2 separate regions of the Homo sapiens genome follow, and region 2 is linked to region 1. A link is a loop called in an ENCODE intact Hi-C map of the cell type or tissue named here. Cell type or tissue: B cell. All regions are shown on one strand. Each heading gives the region's core, and the rest is flanking DNA. Links, peaks and the distances in the headings are about the cores only.

What was found. Peaks named below come from ENCODE experiments on the same cell type or tissue, not always from the same donor. Only the 100,000 strongest peaks of a DNase experiment are listed, where the experiment ranks them.
Region 2: it touches region 1 in a loop (7-fold over the local background); 2 of 110 quality-filtered maps call a loop at or near these places.

What each region holds. Positions count from the first base shown.
Region 1 is chr9:99,758,230-99,767,926 of GRCh38, forward strand. All of the region lies in intron 2 of LOC101928438 (a long non-coding RNA gene), which reads right to left. Among named protein-coding and RNA genes, the nearest start is that of NR4A3, 59 kb to the right of the region's middle. RefSeq lists an enhancer at 4,350-4,399. In B cell, for the core only: no CTCF peak of the experiment used is centred there; a DNase peak (open chromatin) is centred at 4,452; H3K4me3 peaks cover 838 bases; H3K27ac peaks cover 1,224 bases.
Region 2 is chr9:99,656,481-99,666,177 of GRCh38, forward strand. All of the region lies in intron 3 of LOC101928438 (a long non-coding RNA gene), which reads right to left. It overlaps LOC124902234 (a long non-coding RNA gene), which reads left to right and starts at 9,116. Exons shown (of 3, transcript XR_007061699.1): 1 at 9,116-9,151. In B cell, for the core only: no CTCF peak of the experiment used is centred there; a DNase peak (open chromatin) is centred at 3,911; H3K4me3 peaks cover 897 bases; H3K27ac peaks cover 1,604 bases.

The sequences.
Region 1 (9,697 bases), core at 2,183-7,182:
AAGCTAGAATCCTTGGCTAGGAATACCTCTGAAAAGCAGAACACCCATTCTTAAACTGGGACTTAAAAGATAGTAAGAGTGGGAGACCCACTGTCCCCTGTGGAATTCTAAGTCTGGACTGCCAGCAGCAGTGGATATACATACATTTATACTTACATACACATATGTGTGCCCACATACACACACCAATAGAGATGGGTATACCACTAGTATTGTCTCCACCCTGAGGACAAAGTCTACCAATTCAGAAAAGTGTTAAAGATTTCAGTACCAGTTCAGTGTGAAGAACTCTCCTGAGGCTTCCTTGGAATTCAGCCCCAAAAAAACTTGAGTTCTTCCATTTTACCTCCAGGGTAAGAGGCCAGGACAATCACTGACCCCCACCTCATGCTGAAGCCTAAGCCTATGGATATCACTGATGGCATTCCCATCTGCTGTCACAGTGGGATAAAGAATACCAACAATTACAATGTGCTTGGCAATATGCAAGGGTAATAATAATATTCCCCCTAATACTGTGGCCATTGTCTATTCTATGACTACTAAAACTTTTTTTCTTCCAACTTTTAGTTTAGGTTCAACAGGTACATGTGCAGTTTGTTACATGGGTAAATTGTGTGTCACTGGGGTTTGGTGTACAAATGATTTCATCACCTAGGTAGTAAGCATAGTACCTGATAGGTAGTTTTTTTTATCCTCATCCTTCTCCCACCCTCCACTTTCAAGTAAGCCCCAGTGTCTTTTGTTCCCCTCTTTGTGTCCATGTGTACTCCGTGTTTAGCTCCCACTTATAAGTGAGAACATGCTGTATTTGGTTTTCTGTTCCTGCATTAATTTGTTTAGGATAATGGCCTCCAGCTGCATCCCTGTTGCTGCAAAGGACATGATTTCATTCATTTTTATGGCTGCATAGTATTCCATGGTGTATATGTACCATATTTTCTTTATCCAGCCCACTGTTGATGGGCATCTAGGTTGATTCCATGTCTTTGCTATTGTGAATAGTGTTGTGATGAACATATGAGTGCATGATTCCTTTGGTTGTATATCCAGTAACAGGATTGCTGGATCAAATGGTAGTTCTGTTTCAAGTTCTTTGAAAAAACTCCAAACTGCTTTCCACAATGGCTGAACTAATTTACATTCCCACCAGCAGTAAGTGTTCCCTTTTCTCTACAACCTCACCAACATCTGTTATTTTTTGACATTTTAATAATAGCCATTCTGACTGGTGTGAAATGGTATCTCATTGTGGTTTTGATTTGCATTTCTCTAATTATTAGTGATGTTGAGCATTTTCTCATATGCTTGTTGGCCACATATATGTCTTCTTTTGAGAAGTGTCTATTCATTGTAACTACTAAAATTGCACATGGAAATGACACAGAAGAGTTATGATTATATCATTTGTTCCCTAATGGTCACTCTTGAGATTCAATATGAAGTTATTATTTGATCTTGTCCACAAGGAAATAAGAATATTATTTCACTCCTACCACCTATGAGGAAATTCAGCCTTTCTTGGACCTCTGCTGAAAAAATGAGTCCTCAGAAAGTCAAAGCCTCATCTGTAAGATGATTTATAGAAATTTAAGGAACAGAGTCTTGAGATCTGGGAATAAACTGAATACTTTTGAAAACAGTTTAAATAATATTCTCATTCCATTACCAGAAATGATTGATTACTTCTGAATATGTAATAATTTTCCAGATTATCTTCCACAACTGTAACTTTTACCCTGGAAACTGGACTCTTATTATAGAATGGCACTGTGACAACTGAGTTTTCTTTAGACAGTAAGTGAATTGACAGTTACTTTGTATCAACCAGACATTTAAATATTTATGTGCAAAATCATAATTATGTAAACATTTGACAAAATATTCTAACCCAGAATACACACTGAAGAGAATATTCCTGAATCATTTCTTCTGACTTACTGACCAACTATCACATTTGTTTAATATATATAGGCTCTGATCTTTTGATTGGGTCAATTTCATATTTTCCAGGTTTAGTCAGATTTCAAATTTGAATCAATTCCTTAAATTAACTTTATAATCAATTGTCACATCTCTTTTCATTCAGAAAGAAGGAGGGCAGAAGTTAGAACTCCAACAAACTCACAGTAAGTTGCTTACCCACTCTGGAATTAAATTCTTCATTTGTAAAATCGTGTAGGTGGGGGAGGGAGGAATTCTGTAAAATTCTATGAGTACTGCTAGCATTTGAAATCATTTTCATTTTCTTGATTCTTCTCTCAACTTTTCATCCCTATTTGTCTCTTGATTACCACTCAAAAATCCTCTCATTTACCTTATTAATTCCCTTTTCCATTCTCTTCAGTGGCCTTTCAAAACTTTCTCTTCCTCTAGGTTCCTAAAATCCCCAATCACAAGACTCCACTTCTAGTTAGCTACTTTTCTGAGAAAACTGGAGCCATTTGAAGTGTTTTTCTTTGTACTTCCTTTCTCTTCCCCTCTGAATTCCTTCACACTGTATATTGTATTTTGCCTTTCAATCTTTGGCTCCAGGATGAAATGAATGTCTCTCCTTCTGGCAAGGTCATGTCCTTCACCTTTACTCTTGATCATGAACCCTCCCAAATCCTTACTTCCTTGCTCCTTCCATTCTTTTTCTTGAATCTTTGATTCCTCCAGACCAGTGATCTCTTCTTCTGCCTCCTCATGTAGATGAAGTCTTTAAAAATAAACAAACAAACCAAACCTTCTCTGGACTCTGCCCCCTCCCACAAGTTTCCTCCTCTTATCATCCCTTCAAAACCCAAACTATTAGAAGAGTGGTCTACCTTTGCTTTCTACATTTCTTCACTTGCTCTTACTCACAAATTCCCTCTAGGATCACAAATGACCTCCTACACACCAGACCAACTTCATTCTCTCAAGCTTCCTATGACATTTAAAACTATTGATGGCCTTATGCCTCCTGAAACCCTCCATTCCTATGGTTTTTCTTTTGACCCTGTACTATCCTGCTTCTCCTGTGAATGTCCTGGCCATGCCTCCTCTGATTATTCTTGACTCTCCTGCCCTGTGACACAAGCTCTTCACTATGGTTTTAGCCTTAGTCCTCCTCTCTGCATCCCCTCTGTCTATCCATTCATAATCCACTTCTTTGGGACTCTGTTGACACCTGAATCTCCTGTCCAAAAGTTCTCTCCCAAGCTCCACGCGTACATCTCTACCTGAAAGATAACTTCACCCATAACACTAGAGTTTCCTCAAAGGCACAAACCTTATTTTACTCATTTTTGTACTTCAACCTCTCACCTCCGCCATCCAGAGCCTAAAACAAGGTTTAGGAACTCAATAAACATTATTTAAGCAGAACAAAACAGTACTTCCCTACCAGCACATGAAACTCAACCAACATGAAATTAACAGCGGTCTGGTCCTTCTGACTTTCCTATTTCTCTTAATAGGACTTTCCTATTTCTCTTACCAACTTCTAATCCCCAGAATTTAAAATCTGAGCTTCAACTTTGACTTGTTCTTTTCCCAGTCCCTTGTATCTAATAAATTATCATATGTTGTTGATCCTGCCTTTGTTATATGTTTTACATCTATCCACTCATTTACCTTCCTTCTATCATATCCTCAAAGCTTTAATTACCTCCCACATATTTTCTTGTAATAGCTTCCAGAATCAGTTCCTCCGTCTCTCCTACATACTACTACCAGATTAATCTTCATGTAATATACTTCTCATATATTACTCCACACCTCAAAAATTCTTAATATTTATCCCTTGCCTAGCAATTACAAATGTCTTTCCTTAGCATCCAAAGTTCTTCATAATATGGCCCCCAAAATGCCTACATGCTTGGAAGGACTAGAGATCTACTCAAGTTACCTCAAAAAAAAATTTTTTTTTTTTTGAGATGGAGTCTTGCTCTGATGCCCAGGCTAGAGTACAGCAGCACAATTTTGGCTCACAGCAACCTCTGCCTCCTGGATTAAGCGATTCTCTTGCCTCAGCCTCCTGAGTAGCCGGGACTACAGGCGCGCACCACCACGCCTGGCTAAGTTTTGTATTTTTAGTGGAGATGGGGTTTCGCCATGTTGGCCAGGCTGGTCTTGAACTCCTGACCTCAGGTGATCTACCTGCCTCAGACTCCCAAAGTGCTGGGATTACAGGCATGAACCACACCATGCCTGGAATTTTCTTTTTTAAGAGACATAGTCTTGCCATGTTGCCCAGGCTAGTCTTGGACTCTTGTACTCAAGTGATCCTCCTGCCTCAGCCTCCCCAGTAGCTGGAACTACAGGCATGCACCACCACACCCAGGTAAGAAAATGTTTTAAAGCACACTCATTGTTCAATTGATAACTGTCAGAAAACAAGAAAGCTCTAAAACTCAACCACTCTCTCTTTCTATCCGTGTTGCTGCTTCTCCTTTCAGTTTCCCTTCTATTACTCTGCTTCCTCTGTTTATGCAGTTTCCATTCTCTGATAGTTTCGGCTAACACAGCACAATGTGGTCACTCCCAATACCTTTTAAACCTTGATAACTCTCAACACTTCCTTGTAGTTTCTGCCCCCACTAATTGGTTCAGTCTCTTAATTTACCAATTCCAAATGGCCCGTCTTTTCATGCTAGACCATAGAAATGTCACAGAACAGCCTATGGATGATGGGTACTTGGATCAGAAGCCCGCTCTATTCCAATCAGCTGTGATCCAATCACATGGGGAATGGGCAGGATAACAGGTTTAGAGAATAGACTCATTGGAAGCAGGGCCCTGAGCAGAAGAGATTCTTTGAGAAGGAGGTGGGGAAGAGCAAGCAATGTTCAACACCTCCAGGGCATTACATTTTCCTGCCTACCTATTCTCCTACAAGCACACCACACTCCTTTCAAAGTGGAATTGCTATCTCCCAAACCCATTCCACAATTCATTATCCCATGCCTTTGCTCACACTGTTCTCTCTGCTTTGAATAATCTCTAACCCTGTCTTATCATCTCAAAATGTACTAGCCAAAGGATGTGAGTGGATATAGAAGTAATTCAGAGAACAGTCAATGTACAACAAGAAAAGAAAGCTATAAAAAATTAATTGAGCACAAAGAAACAAAACTAAAAATAATGTGGGATATTGCCAATTAAATTAGCAAAAATAAATTTAGAATGATTAATGTACATTACGAGAGTTTTATTTCTTCCTATAAAATATAGCTAAGGGTAAATGCATTTAACTCATGTCAAAATTCCACAAAAATGTCCGAATATAAATAAAAAGAAGATGACCACATCTAATATCAAGAACCTTGAAAATAATAGCACCATATCAAGTAGTATTGAGAATACAGTATGGCTGATGATATTGCAAAATAGTAGAACACTTTTAGAAAGCAATTTACCAACATAATTCATTTTGGAAAGTACAGAAAAAATTAAACAGGAAAACAAAATTCCTTTCCAATTTGATCATCTAGAGAAAATCACTTTTAACATTTTGGTACACAGCATTCCATAGTCTCATATTATATATATTTTTTATTCTTTTTCTTTTTTTAAATAAAATTTGCATCAAACTAGGTATACTGTTAATTCTGAGTATCATGAACCTTTGCCTATGTCATTAACAGTCTTAAAAAAACGTTGTTTTTAATGGTTGCGTCGTAATTTATTACATGAATAGGTGAAGACAGATTTTTAACAAAAAACTCCTAATGCTAGACTTCAGATTTTGTCTTCTTTTTCATTATTACTGAAATACTGTAATGACCATCCCTGTATGTAAATCTTTTATGCACACCTCTGATTATTCTCTTAAAATAAATTCTCAGAGTACAAATATTTAAAAGAATTTTTAAAAAGTACTTCTAAATGTCAATTTAACCAAAACTGTGACCTGACAGTAGAATAAGAAGGGCAGGAAGGAGGAATAGATAGTCTAAGAAAACTAAAGCCCCACTATCCATAGTGGAAAGTCATTGGTGCATAAAATGAAGGAGTTTTAAAGTTAATATAAGTCTGTTGTTTAGAAATAAGGAGGTGAAAAACTTAATAAAGTGGAACAGTGAACAGGAATCAGGTGTGGGAAAATATGCCACAGGACACTGCTGTATTCATCATAAGTCTTATTTGTTTTGACTTTTTAAACTATGCATTTATGTTGGTTTGATAAAGATACAAATCAAATTAAAAATAAAAACCAGCAGTACCATTCAGATGTGAAATATAGCAGATATACAAGTTAGTTTAAGTGTCCACAATTCTCATAATTACAGAGGAATATATATAAATACATATATATATGCTACAAAGACCTTAAATTGATAATTTTGTGAATTTTTACAAAGAATCCTCTGTAAACCAAGCATGTGCTGTGACAGATACAAATAAATACTCTATTTTTTATGCTTTCCAGAGATAAAACAATTATTATCAACAGTAGAAATAATCTCTCCACATGGCTCAGCTAAGTAATATTTAAAAATTACCTATGCAGAAAACCATCAAGTTTCCTCTTAAAAATTTATAAAAATAGAGGCAAGTTAACATACCAGCTATTCAAGGTAAAGTTTAAGAAAGTAGTGAATTTTTCTTTAGAAAAACTCTTTCATTTTTTCGCCTACTAGAGAACATGCTATAGGCAGTCCTCACCAAAATAAAAAATTGGAAAAATAACAGGAAAACTAGCATAGTGGGAATAAATGAAGATTTAGAGACCTTAATTCCCAGGAAACTTTGTCATAGATCTTGCCATTTGTACTTGATAAATGTTTATTTCTTCTTAGTTCACTTTATTCCTGTCCCAGGAAAAGAGAAGTTCTATCACACCTCAGAATATTAGTACCTGCAGAAAAAAATCCTCATAGTGGCCCCAGACCCAAATTATTCCCCACAACGTGGAGGGCACCTGTATAGTAAATAATAAATCAGGTGAGTCTCCACTACCCAAAATTGTTGTTTTTGTCTCCTTCACCAAGTAGTACACAAAATGGAGCTTTTAGAGCCAGACTCCTGTCTCTTGTTCCTTCCTCATAGTCTTTTTCTGTCCTTTTCCTCCTCACCACTCCACATTTTTCCCTTAATATTTTCCACTTCTTTCTTTCCCCAAACCTCATTTCTGGGTTTTCCCTCTTTCTCTCCTACGACCTCACCCCCACTCCATCCACATCAAAGAACTGAGGTGAGGAAGGAGAACGTTTCTTGCTCTTCCTCTATTTCCCTACATGAAAAATAACTGTAAATTTTACCTCTGGGTAATAGAAGTCTGCAATGAAGGCATCTAACAAAAAACCAGCTGACCTTGTAAGTATATCTCAGACTAAACTATGTGTAAGTTTATTGGAACTTCATGAACACTTTTATTTTTGCCTTTGAGTAACTACCATTTGGGTACATTTATTTTTATTTTCAATGGTAAACTAAATGTATAATTGTGTTTTCTATTTCTACATTTATTATACCCCCTTTAAAATGTTTTGTCTAATGACTATTATGCTACTTTAGCATCCACTCACATAATGCTTCCTTCGCCAGCCTTTACCAAAATCTCTCTCTCTCTACCAAATAATGGGTATTTGGAAGAGAAAGGTGAATGTTCCTTATTCTCATCCAGGTCTCTGTACTGACCAACATGGGTCTCCGTGCCAAGAAGTAAACAACATTATGTTCAGTCCTTGGGAGCAGCTACATCCAAATATTATATGGAGAAAAGTTCAAGTTCTCGTATAACATGAAACTTTGAACTCTGAAAAATGTGATTTAGAATCCCAACAAATCTGACTTTTGGAATGAACATTCCATCTTCCAGTCATAATGGAGATATTACAAGAAGAACCTGGAAGAGGAGGATAAGATTATTCTATTTGACGAATACCTCAACTAAGAAATGGGAGAGGATGCCAGAAATAGTTGGCTAAAAAGTAATATGGCAAGTATTTAGATTGTACAAGCAAGCCTTTACAGAAAATCTAAATTTCGAAAAATTATATTCAAAATTATGCTTGAAGTATAATAAATCCCAAAATATCACCTTAAAACAGTCATATAAATTAGGATGGCGCCCACGGGTCTAGGACTAAGGCAGAACCCATAGCCAATATTTGTCGGTGAAGAGACAAACTGCTGAATAGAGTTAGTACATAAATTTAGGATTACAAAGTTCTACCTTCTACCAGAACAACTAGGTCAAACTGTTCCCACTAACAGATTTTCCATTCCTCTTTTGCAGTATCATGGGCTAACCAATTCATAATCGATTTTTTAAAACTTTAACAGGCCCACTATATGTTAATCATTGGGTTAGGGAACTTATGAACAAAATATCAAAATTCTAAGTAAAGACAAAATTAGTATTGCCTTAGGCTCCAATATGGCTTGGCAAGGTACTATTACTGATTCTATCTTTATTTAAAATGTCAACATTTTGTTTATCGTACATCTTTGCATTGATTTTTTAAATATTGCATTAAAATGTTATTTAACCTTGATTACTGAGTTTTTCCGTTTCCCTTTAAATTTTACACTCTAGGTTTGACAGTTAAGTTTATGTGTCAACTCAACTGGGCCGTGGGGTGCCCAGATACCTGGTTAAATGTTATTTCTGGGTGTATGGGAGAGGGTGTTTCTGGAAGAGATGAGCATTTAAATTGGTAGACTGAGTAAAGCAAATTGTCCTTCCTAATGTGGATGGGCCTCATCCAATCCATTGAAGGCCTGAATAAAACAAACGGCCAGGTAAAGGAGAATTCTCTCTCTCTCTCTCTCTGTCTGAGTGCCTTCAAGCCGGGGCACTGGTCTCCTGCCTTCAGACTCAAGCTTGGACTGAAACCTACACCATGGGCACTCCTGCTTCTCAAGCCTTCAGACTTGGACTGGAACTGTCTACCATCGGCTCTCCTGGGTCCCCAGCTTGCTGACTGCAGATCTTGGGACTCATCAACCTCCATAATTGCATGAGTCAAGTCCTATAAATAGTAAGTAAATAAATAAATAAATAAATCCTGTTAGTTCTATTTTCTGGAGAACCCTAACCACTATACTAGACAAGTGGCCCACTCTCCTCTTACTTGTCTCAAATTGATTTCTTTAGGTCACATGTTCCAGATGCAGCTAAGAGATGGCGGAGTTTCCATTGCCCTGGGTCCTTGATGTACCAAGTCCCCCTGCTAACTCATGACGGACAGGTGGCATGAGAGAGAAAAAAAACTTTTGTTTAATCCTACTGGGATTTGGGGGTGAATTTATTATTACCAAAATTGTAATAGTGGTTATTGTTGGATAGTATAATTGTGGGAAAAAATTCTTCTGAAAAGGGCAGGTTTTGATCAAACCTTGCTCAGAGTTTACAATCTACAACAGGGGTTGGAAAAGTTCTTCTGAAAAAGGCCAGATAGTAAATATTTTAGGCTTCGTAGGCCTTGTGGTCTCCATTGCAGCTCTTTAAATATGCTATCGTAGTACTAAAATACCATAGACAATACTGAAATGAAAGAGTGTGATGTATTTCAATAAAACTTTGTTATAAAAATAGGCTGTTGCCAGGGCACGGTGGCTCACACCTGTAATCCGAGCACTTTGGGAGGCCAAGGCGGGCGGATCACCTGAGGTCAGGAGTTCGAGACCAGCCTGGCCAACATGGTGAAACTCTTTCCCTACTAAAAATACGAAAATTAGCCAGGCACGGTGGCACACGCCTGTAGTCCCAGCTACTTGAGAG
Region 2 (9,697 bases), core at 1,561-6,560, 100 kb before region 1:
ACAAATAACAAAATACCAGATGTAACTCCTACCTTATGAGCAATTACATTTATAGTAAATGGATTAAATAGTCCAATCAAAAGGCAGAGATTGATAAAATGGTTTAACAAAATAAGCCAACTACATGCTTTCCATCAGAAATACAGAATAGATTCAAAGACACAGATAGATTAAAAGGAAAAGGATAGAAAATGATATGCCATACAAACAGTAACCAAAATGGAGCTGAAGTGACTATTCTAATCCCAGAAAAAAAGGCTTTAAGTACAAAATAATTAATAGAGACAAGGTAAAACGTTTTTAAATGAGAAAAGGGTCAATTCATCAGGTAGACATAGTAACTATAAACAGAGATGTACCTAACAACAAAATACATGAAGCAATAACTGACAAAATTGAAGGAAGAAATAGATGATTCAACATTATTAGTTGGAGAATTAAGTATTTCACTTTCAATAATGGATACAACACCTAGACATAAGAACAAAAAGGAAAGAGAGTATGATGGTAAATTTTATGTTATGTGTATTTTGCCAAAATTTTTTAAATTGGAGAAAAAAGCGTTGAACAATACTATTAAACAACTAGACCTAACAGATATCAACAGACTACTCCACCCAACAATAGCAGAATACACATTCTTCTCAAGTCCATATGGAATATTCTCCAGGACAGGCCATATTTAAGGCCACAAAAAAAGTCTCAATAAACTTAAAATTATTGAAATAATATGAAGTATGTTCTCTTTCCACGACAGAATGAAATAGATAAACTATTAGAATTAAAAATAGTACTCAGCAAGGCTGTCAGAAACAAGACCATCCTATGAAAATCAATAGCATTCCAGCACCACATAGAAACTGTATTTTAAAATAATACATAGTTAGCAACAAACAAAAATCTAAAAGGCCTTCTTACACCCAATTACCTCTGATCGGTGCCCCGCAGGCCCCATGGACTACAAGGTCCTCATGGGTCTTGACCATCTCCTCAATGCTGACCTCCTTCTTCATCCCAACCCCAAAGGTTCTACCAACTGTAGCTGCCTTCTCAGTCACAACTACTTTCTTGACCCAAACTTGAAACCCCAAATTTCTGTTTATCTGACAGGAAAGGAAGAGAAGGGAAAGGAAAGGAAGGGAAGATGGAAATTTCTTTGTTGATGTAGTATGGAGATAAGAGCTCTTAAAAAAAGAGAGAGAAACTGATTAATGCATTGCTGAATTTATACCTTTATTATGTTTTCTTACAAAAGTTATTTTAAAAAGAGTAGGATAAATTATAAGGAAAATGTATAAGACTTGAAGGACTCCTGGTACCAACTTCTGCAATAGTTGAGACTCTTTTGTCAGAAGCTCAGAAAGCGACTTCTAGCACTTAGGCATGCAAGAAAAAGTAATTAATTGGTTAAGCATCATAGATTCAATGAACCAAGTAACACACAGGCCACCAGGGAGAATTAGAACCAAACAGTTCCAAACATCGCATTGGCAGGGCATTGCAAATGGGCTGACTGAGCTCCAACGGCATTCCATACTTGGAAGACTTCTCTCAAGATTCAGAATTCCAAAGAGAGTCTGATTGGCCTATGTTGATTTCTGTGCTCATCCCTTGACCAGAAAAGCAGAGAAACAATGTTTTTGAGCTTCACTATTTAATAGATATGGGGCAACTTCTCAAAGGAAAAGGGATAACTTTACTAGAAGGGGAAAGATGTACTGGGTAGACAGAAGCAACAAATATACCTATCACATTTTCTATAACAGTAATTATGCTCACTCAAGGCAGAAGCCAACCCTCCTAGTGGTGAATTGCACATACCATCTATGAAAAGATCACAACCCAGAAGGCATAGGCAACTGCCACGGATCTAATGAATAGGTGATCAGAAGACCTCCCAATACTCTTGAAAGTACTGAGAACTGATTCCCTATTCTCTCACCTATGACCAGCCGGAGAGAACCATATTTTCTGGTCTTCCAGATGAATCCTATTCAAAATATTATTCACTGTGAGGCTATAATTATTAGTCCTTAACTTACTACTTAACAGTAGCCCTCTTCTAAGCTGTTATCTCTCTGCCTGTTGTTTGGCTTAGGAAATTCCTGCAGGACCTGCCTTGACTTTGAACCTTTTTTATCTCACCTTATTTGTCTTATTCCCACTACATTAGTTAAAACAAAATTCCCCTTTCCTGTCCAGACACATCAGACAGATACCACCAATAAGACCCTCCCTGCTTACTGGCAAGAGCATATCAAAAACACCTAGACAGTTTTCCTAAAAGGAGACCATTAAAAAATAAATTCAGAACCTAAACCAAACTTCTAGGTGTAATTCATTTGACCTAGACTTCTTCAGTGAACATGCCAAGATCTTGTATGTAATGAAGCAGTACTGGTACATTAAAAGCCACTCATGCCACTCTACTGTTTAAAGTCCTTTGCCAGAAATAGAGCAAAACTCAGACTCTTTAGACTGGCATCAAGGTTCTTCACACTTGGGCTCTAAACTCTCTCTCCAGCCTAGTCAACCTACATTTCATGCATACTCCAGCCACACTACACTATTTGTTACTGCCCAATATTGCACATGCATTTCACACCTCTGTATCTTCCTATCTCTTGTTCCTTTGGCTTAGCCTGTCCTTCGTATACTACTTCCACCTGGAAATAATCTTCCCATCATTTAAGATCTACTTTGTGTTATCTTTTCTTCATCAGTCTTTCCCAGCAGGTTGCTTCCTCCTTCTTCCTTGCCAACCATGTTAATTTGTACATTCTTCTTGTTATTGCACTTGTACTGTTTACAGACCTGCCTTTGTCATCAGATTAGGAATCCCTTGAGGTCAAATAATGAATTAAATTCACCCTTGAACCTCCAGCATCAAGTACAGTGGTTGGTGCATAGTAAGCACTCACTATATATTTGAACAGCGAAGAACTTAATAAATCCAACTTGAGATAAGTTACCACCCATCAAGTTTTGTGGGATTCTAAATACCCTAATAAACCATGAAGGCACTCAACATTCTCAGAAATGAAAATGAATGAAAAAAAAAGAATTTTTCAGTCTTTTGTTTGACAAAATGTTGCTTATATAGACATTATATCTAAACAATAAGCTCCATACCCTAGCCACGCTCAGAGATATCTGCGCAACCTGACACCTCTCCTATAATTCTTCTTTCTACTCACAAAGAAAAAAACAGAATGTTTGAAGCCATTTCTCTATTCTCAGAAAATATACCCCATGTATGTCTTCTCTAATTCCTATATATTACAAGGTCAATTAATTATAGATCCACAGAGCTGGAATTATCAGAGACCTTTTGTACTCATCATTTTATAGACAGAATAACTGGGCCTAAAGAGGTGAAATCACTTCCCCAAGGCCATAAAGCAAATCAGCAGCAGCACTAACCTAAGTCTGTTGCTTCCTAATCATCTTACCAAATATTCCCACAGAGATAAAAATTAATTCTCCCACCCACACATAAGCCTTGCAACCACCGGTTCACTTACAAATTATTCCAGGATAATTGTTAATAATTATTACTAAACATGAACAGATTTGGATACTAAATTGTAACAGATAAACCTGCACACACAAGTACTGCTACTAGTACAAAACTCCATGACACAGTTGACCAGTGTCCAACTTAATCGATAGGATCCTTTGGTTTGTTTGTGTCGTATGTGTGTGCACATGTGTGTATGTAATTTTCCCCCCAATTTCTATTAGCACTGTACAAAAAAAGGAAGTTGAAAGTGAGAAGTCTTCTATTGTTGCACAGACATGTGACTCTTGTCTAAATGGCATTAAAATTGTTCAGACATTGAAATGAAAGCAAATGTGCCTGTACCCATCACATTACGTAGGAAAACCAATGTAGGCTGAGTTGCATGTCACCAAATGCCCCACATGTGACAAACAGAGAAAGTGACATAATCCAAGTATTCAGCAAAAGCAGCCCACAGTAACAAATGCATCATTTCTGAAGAGGAAGAGAGAGCAGATGGCTCAGCAAGCAACTGTGGAACAGCCAGCTTCCCCCTCCGCACCTCCAAAACCAAATTGCCTCCCAGTATCTCATCCTAGGCACTGCAGAAACTCAGAGGCAAAACGCTTAAGCACCACAGTAGCAGCGGCCAGGGCAGGAGTCTCAGGTCATGGTGCCCTGAGCTTGGACCCAGATGACCTGAGTTCACAGCAAGATTCTGCTTCTCGCTTTCTATGTTACCTTAAACAAGTTACTTAATTTCTTTAAATTTTATTTCCTCATCTATGTTATATAGGATCAGTAAGACTCCATAATATTCTAGGACATATTGACACGAAAGTGCTTCATGAACTACAAAGTACTCAACAAATGTTAAACTTCATTAATTAAAATGTACCGATTGGTTAGAACTAATACAAGCCAATCTGAAACCTAATAACATATATCATACACAGTGTATGGAGAGCCCTAGCCCTAGTTGATCACGGCTTCACAGATGCTTTTTAAGAGTGGTCAGCGAATTGTGGTTCTCTCTGCTAAAAAGTCACCATGACTATCCTTCTATCTTAAGGGTGGGATAAATCTATTCCATTCATTCCTCATTCAACAGTGGATGCTCAACATGTATTGAACATCCACTGTAAGCCATGCACTAGCTAAGTGACAAAAGATATAGTAGCTGAGGCGTTTTGGATGCTAATTTCTCTTAAAGATAATTATCTCTTTTTCTTTTATTGTTATTGCTTAAAGGGCAAACACCATGGAAAACAAAATAAATATTTAACTACATCAAGAAAGACTAGAGTCAGATATTTCTGGATTATTTGTTGCATCAGCCTAAGAAATAATAATGGCTTATATTGCTAGTACTTAAAAAAAAAAGCTACCATAGGTGTTAACTGACTTAATTATCATACTAGCTGTATGAAAAAGGAATGATTTCCCACTCTTATGAAGCCTAAATGCAAATCTGAGTCTAAAACACTCTCCACTATACCATATTGTCTCTCACTTTAACACCAAGGGTTATCAAGGTGGGAAAAGAAAAGTATCTTCTGGCAAGATAAATCATAATTGTTTTCAATACTCTAGTGTACATTGTTGAGGCAGAGAGATTCCAGGACTTCACTTCCCTCAAACAGCTAAAACAGCTGTTTAGATAAAAACAGCTAAAACAAGCATTAGAAAAACCATAAAAGTGGGACTGAGTAATTTCAATAATCCCTTTTGCTACTGTTTTAATCCCACACAATACATGTATTTTATTTGTTTATTCACTGACATTCTGCTAACTGCAGGAGAAACTCCCAAAAGCTAAGACTAGACTAAAATAGTAGAACACTACTAATTGGCGGATCAATAAACTACTCCATTCTGTTTGCATAAATAGACATTTTGATGGTAATCCTTTGCTTTGATGGCAACCAAAATAGATTAACTGGATCTTTAATAGATGTATATAATAAAAGCCACAGACAATATGCCCTGAAGATCGTCAATCTCATATCCTGGCAGATGGTAGAAATGGAGGAAGGGGAAAAGGAAGGGAAAGAACATTCCTGGAGCAGCTGTTGCATGTGGGTACCACACTGGGCACTTTAAATATTTTAACTCTTTGCAGTTTCATCCTAACCCTACATACAATTTTACAGATGAGGAAACAGAGGCTCAGAGAAGTTAAGACCAGTCCCATCTCTTCACTTGGCCCTACATTATCTTTCAAAATACTCTGATGTGGAAAGGCCAGAGCACACGTGTGTTACAGAGGACCACCTTGGCTCCTGATGCTCCTTAAAGAGGCCACGACTTGTGTGTCATGATTCAGGGATTGGACTTGCTGCCAAGGTCACAGATGGTACACTTGAGATCCCCTAGCCTATGTACAGAGTAGTCCCCAAGAGAGGGAAGGGTAAAGATGAAGCCTTAGAAACACAAAATTAGGACATATACAGGGAGAAAGAGAAATACGAGATGTGAAAGAACAACAAAAGTGCAAATCCATGGCAGTCAAGGATGTGTTAAGAAATAGTAGGTGGTTAAAAGCTATGACGGTCAGTAGAATAACAGCTAAGAACTGACCTCAAGCTTTAGGATAAAGTCTCTATTATCCTGCAAGACCAGAATATCGGTAAAATTGGTGGAATTAACTATTTTTTTTAATGATTATAAAACAGGACAATGCATTTTATGATGGAAAATGGGTAAGCACATAAAAATACCCTTGAACAATGTGGGAGTTAGGGGTGCTGACATCCCCATACAGTCAAAAAGCCACATATAACTTTGGCCTCCCCCAAAATTTAGCTGGGTTAACTATGTTGACCAGAGCCTTACTGATAACATAAACAGTTAATTAACATATATTTTTCATTTTGTGTGTATTATATACTGAATTCTTATAATTAAGTTAGAGAGAACACATTATGAAGAAAATCATAAGGAAAACAATATACGTACTATTCATTAAGTGGAAGTGGATCTTCATAAAGGTCTTCATCCTCATCATCTTCTTGTTAAGTAGGTTGAAAAGGAGGAGGAAGAAGAGGGGTCAGTCTTGCTGTTTCATGGGTGGCAGAAGTGGAAAAAAAATCCACATGTAAGTGGACCCATGCAGTTCAGACCTGTGTTCTTCAAGAGTTAACTGTTTAAAGGTGGGGGGAGGTAAAATCACCATAATTCCACCCTGACATGATTGACTTTTTTAAAAATTGTTAACATTTCAGCATATTTTCTCCTAATGTTCTTCTGGGTACTTTTTACACAGTTAAAATCATACTGACCGTGTAATTTTGTATGCTATTTTTTAGTTTAACACTGTCTAGAACATTTGCCCAAGTCTTTAAAAACTCCTATCACTAATCTTGAATGCCACTGAACCACAGACATTGAGGGTAAGCTCAATGCTTTATTCTTTTTGTATATTTCCACAGAAATCAGCACAGTCATTTTCAGAACAGAGATATTCAAAAAAAATTATTGAATGGAATTGCAGCACCAGTGCACTCTCATCTTCCCTTAATTTACCAGTCATCTGATGCCCCTTGTCTATGGTTCATTTTATGGTACATTGTGTCGGCTCTCAGGATGTTTTATATAATCTGTTTCAGGCTCTCCCTAACTGGACAGTGTGTGTCATGAGAGAAAGAAATTCATACCTTGAATTCCTCTTCTATCTTTTGCTTTCTATCTTCACCAACAGTGCCTACCATAATGTCCCTTCCACAGAAGATAATTTAATCTCATTACATTAAAGTTACATCTATAAAAATTCAAAGAAGCAGCATATGTTTTATTTATACTGGTGATGCTTCTAGCACCAATAAAGCCTTTATATGTTTTCCTTAAGCATAGTCCCTAGATTCATATCCTCTGTTTTCTTTCTTTCTCTTCCCTTTACAGTAGACTGAAACTGTATATACATACATATAAATCAGAAACTACAACCTTCATGATCTTTTTTTGGAAGACAACTTTGTTGAAGAGAGATTACAGAGGGGCAAGAATGGAAACAGGAAGACCAATTAGGAGGCTATTGCAAAAATCCAGAATCTATTACTTCCAAGAGCAGAACTTCATGTGTAGAAGTCATATGCAGACATATGGAGTGGGCTGCCTCAGGAGGCAGTGAGCTTTCTGCCACTAGAGGTGCACAAATAGAGAACCACTTGGCAAGGACATGGACAAGGTTGGCCTTATAACCTAAAAGTCACTTCCAACACTGAGACTCCATGATCGTTGCCTAGAGTATCTCATGCCCTCAACAGCCTAATAACCCCACAAACATATTCACTCTTTATTTTGATTATACAAGCACAGTATAATCACCATAGAAAATCAGAAGGTAGAGATATTAGATAAGCAAAAAGAAAAGAAATAAAAATACAGTCCCAACAGCCAGATATAGTCATGATTAGGACCTAAGCATGTGTGTACATGTGTGTGTGTGTGTGTGTGTGTGTGTCCCCTTCTATTACATTAACTTGTCAGATGTATCATTAGACACATGATAGAAAGCATGGGTCTTTTCCTAACTAAACAAAATCTCCATCTTTACGGTATTTTATAATCTTCTTTTAAAATTCAATATATAATGAATATATTCCCCTGTCAATTTATATTTCTTGCTAGAGTCAGAAACTTCCTATAACAGCCTGAAGTATTGAGTTATGTAAATAAAATAGAAACTGGCAGGATACTTACAGTCTTAGGAGATTTAGATAATGAGATAATATCATTACTCCATGAATGCCTCCCACTAATTCTAAGTGGGATATTTGAACTGTCTCCCATTATAATATTTCACAGTCCTCTCCCAGTTTCAGCACTCTTCCCTCCATCATCATAACAAGCTATATCCCATGTCAAGTGACAGGAACATAATCAAAAGAGAGTGAAGAAACATCTGTTATCCTAACTGAGCCTCAGAGGTCTCATCTTACCCTTCCCTTGTAATGTCTGGGCATCTAATGATATTATAACCATCATTCATTCCATAAGAGCTTAGAAGTTTCCAAGTGTCTCAGGTTTATTCATCATCTTAGCACCAAGGGGAACATCTCAGTAGTTCCTTAGATGTAATATCTGTAGATTCATTTAAAAACAAATATTTATTGAGTATCTACCATGTGCCAGGCACCGTACTCAACAACTGGGATAAAGCAGTAAGCAAAAGATGAAAAATATCTGTCTTCATGAAGCTTTAATTCTTGTTGTAGGAAACAGACAATAAAAACTAAGTTGGTTGTATGGTGATAGATGCTGTGGCAGGAATGAAAGTAATAAAGGAGGATAAGTGAAGACATGAAGGAGGAAAGGGGATTGTAATTTTAAATAGCATGGTCAGGAAAGTCCTAAATAAAAAGGATGGCTTTAGAGCAAAGACCTGAAGTAGGGAAGGAGGGAGTCTCACGTGTATTAAGGGAAGAGCATTCCAGGCAGTAGCCCCGAGGCAGGAAAGTACTTGGGCATGTTCCGGACACAGTATGGAGTGACATGCTGATCCAGTATGGAGGCCAATGTGGGTGGAACAGAGTGAAGAAAAAAGTAATAGAAGATGAGGTCATAAAGGTAGCTGGAAGCAAGATCACATAGGACCTTGCATATCATTGAATGTCTTAAATTTTTATCTGAGGGAGGTGGAAACTATTGGTGAGTACTGAGCATGAGAGTGACATCATATGACTTGGGTTTTTGAAGGACCCCTTTGTTGAGAGTAGATTACAGAGGGCAAAAGTAGAAGCATGAAGACCAACTAGGAGGCTGGAAAAATCCAGGAAATGATGGCTTGGAGCCATGTAGGGGGTAAGAGGCAGCCAGATCCTATATAGATTTTGAAAAAGCAGCCTCAGGATATGGTGAGAGTTTTGATACGTGTTGTAAGAAAGAGAAGAGTTAAGGATGTCACCAAAATTTTTGGCCCTGGAAACTGAAAGAACAGAGTTATCATGTGCTGAAAGGGGAGCACTGTAAAAAGAGTAGGTTTGTAGTGGAGGAAATTAGGAATTCAGCTTTGGACGTTAGAGTTGATTAGCCATCAAAGAGGAGCTGTTGAATAAATAGATGGATCTGTTTAGTCTGCACCTTGGGGAGTTTAGGTTAGAAAGTTGAGAGCTATCAGCATATAGATCAGGGGAGTCCAATCTTTTAGCTTCCCTGGGCCACATTAGAAGAAGAAAAATTGTCTTGGGCCACATA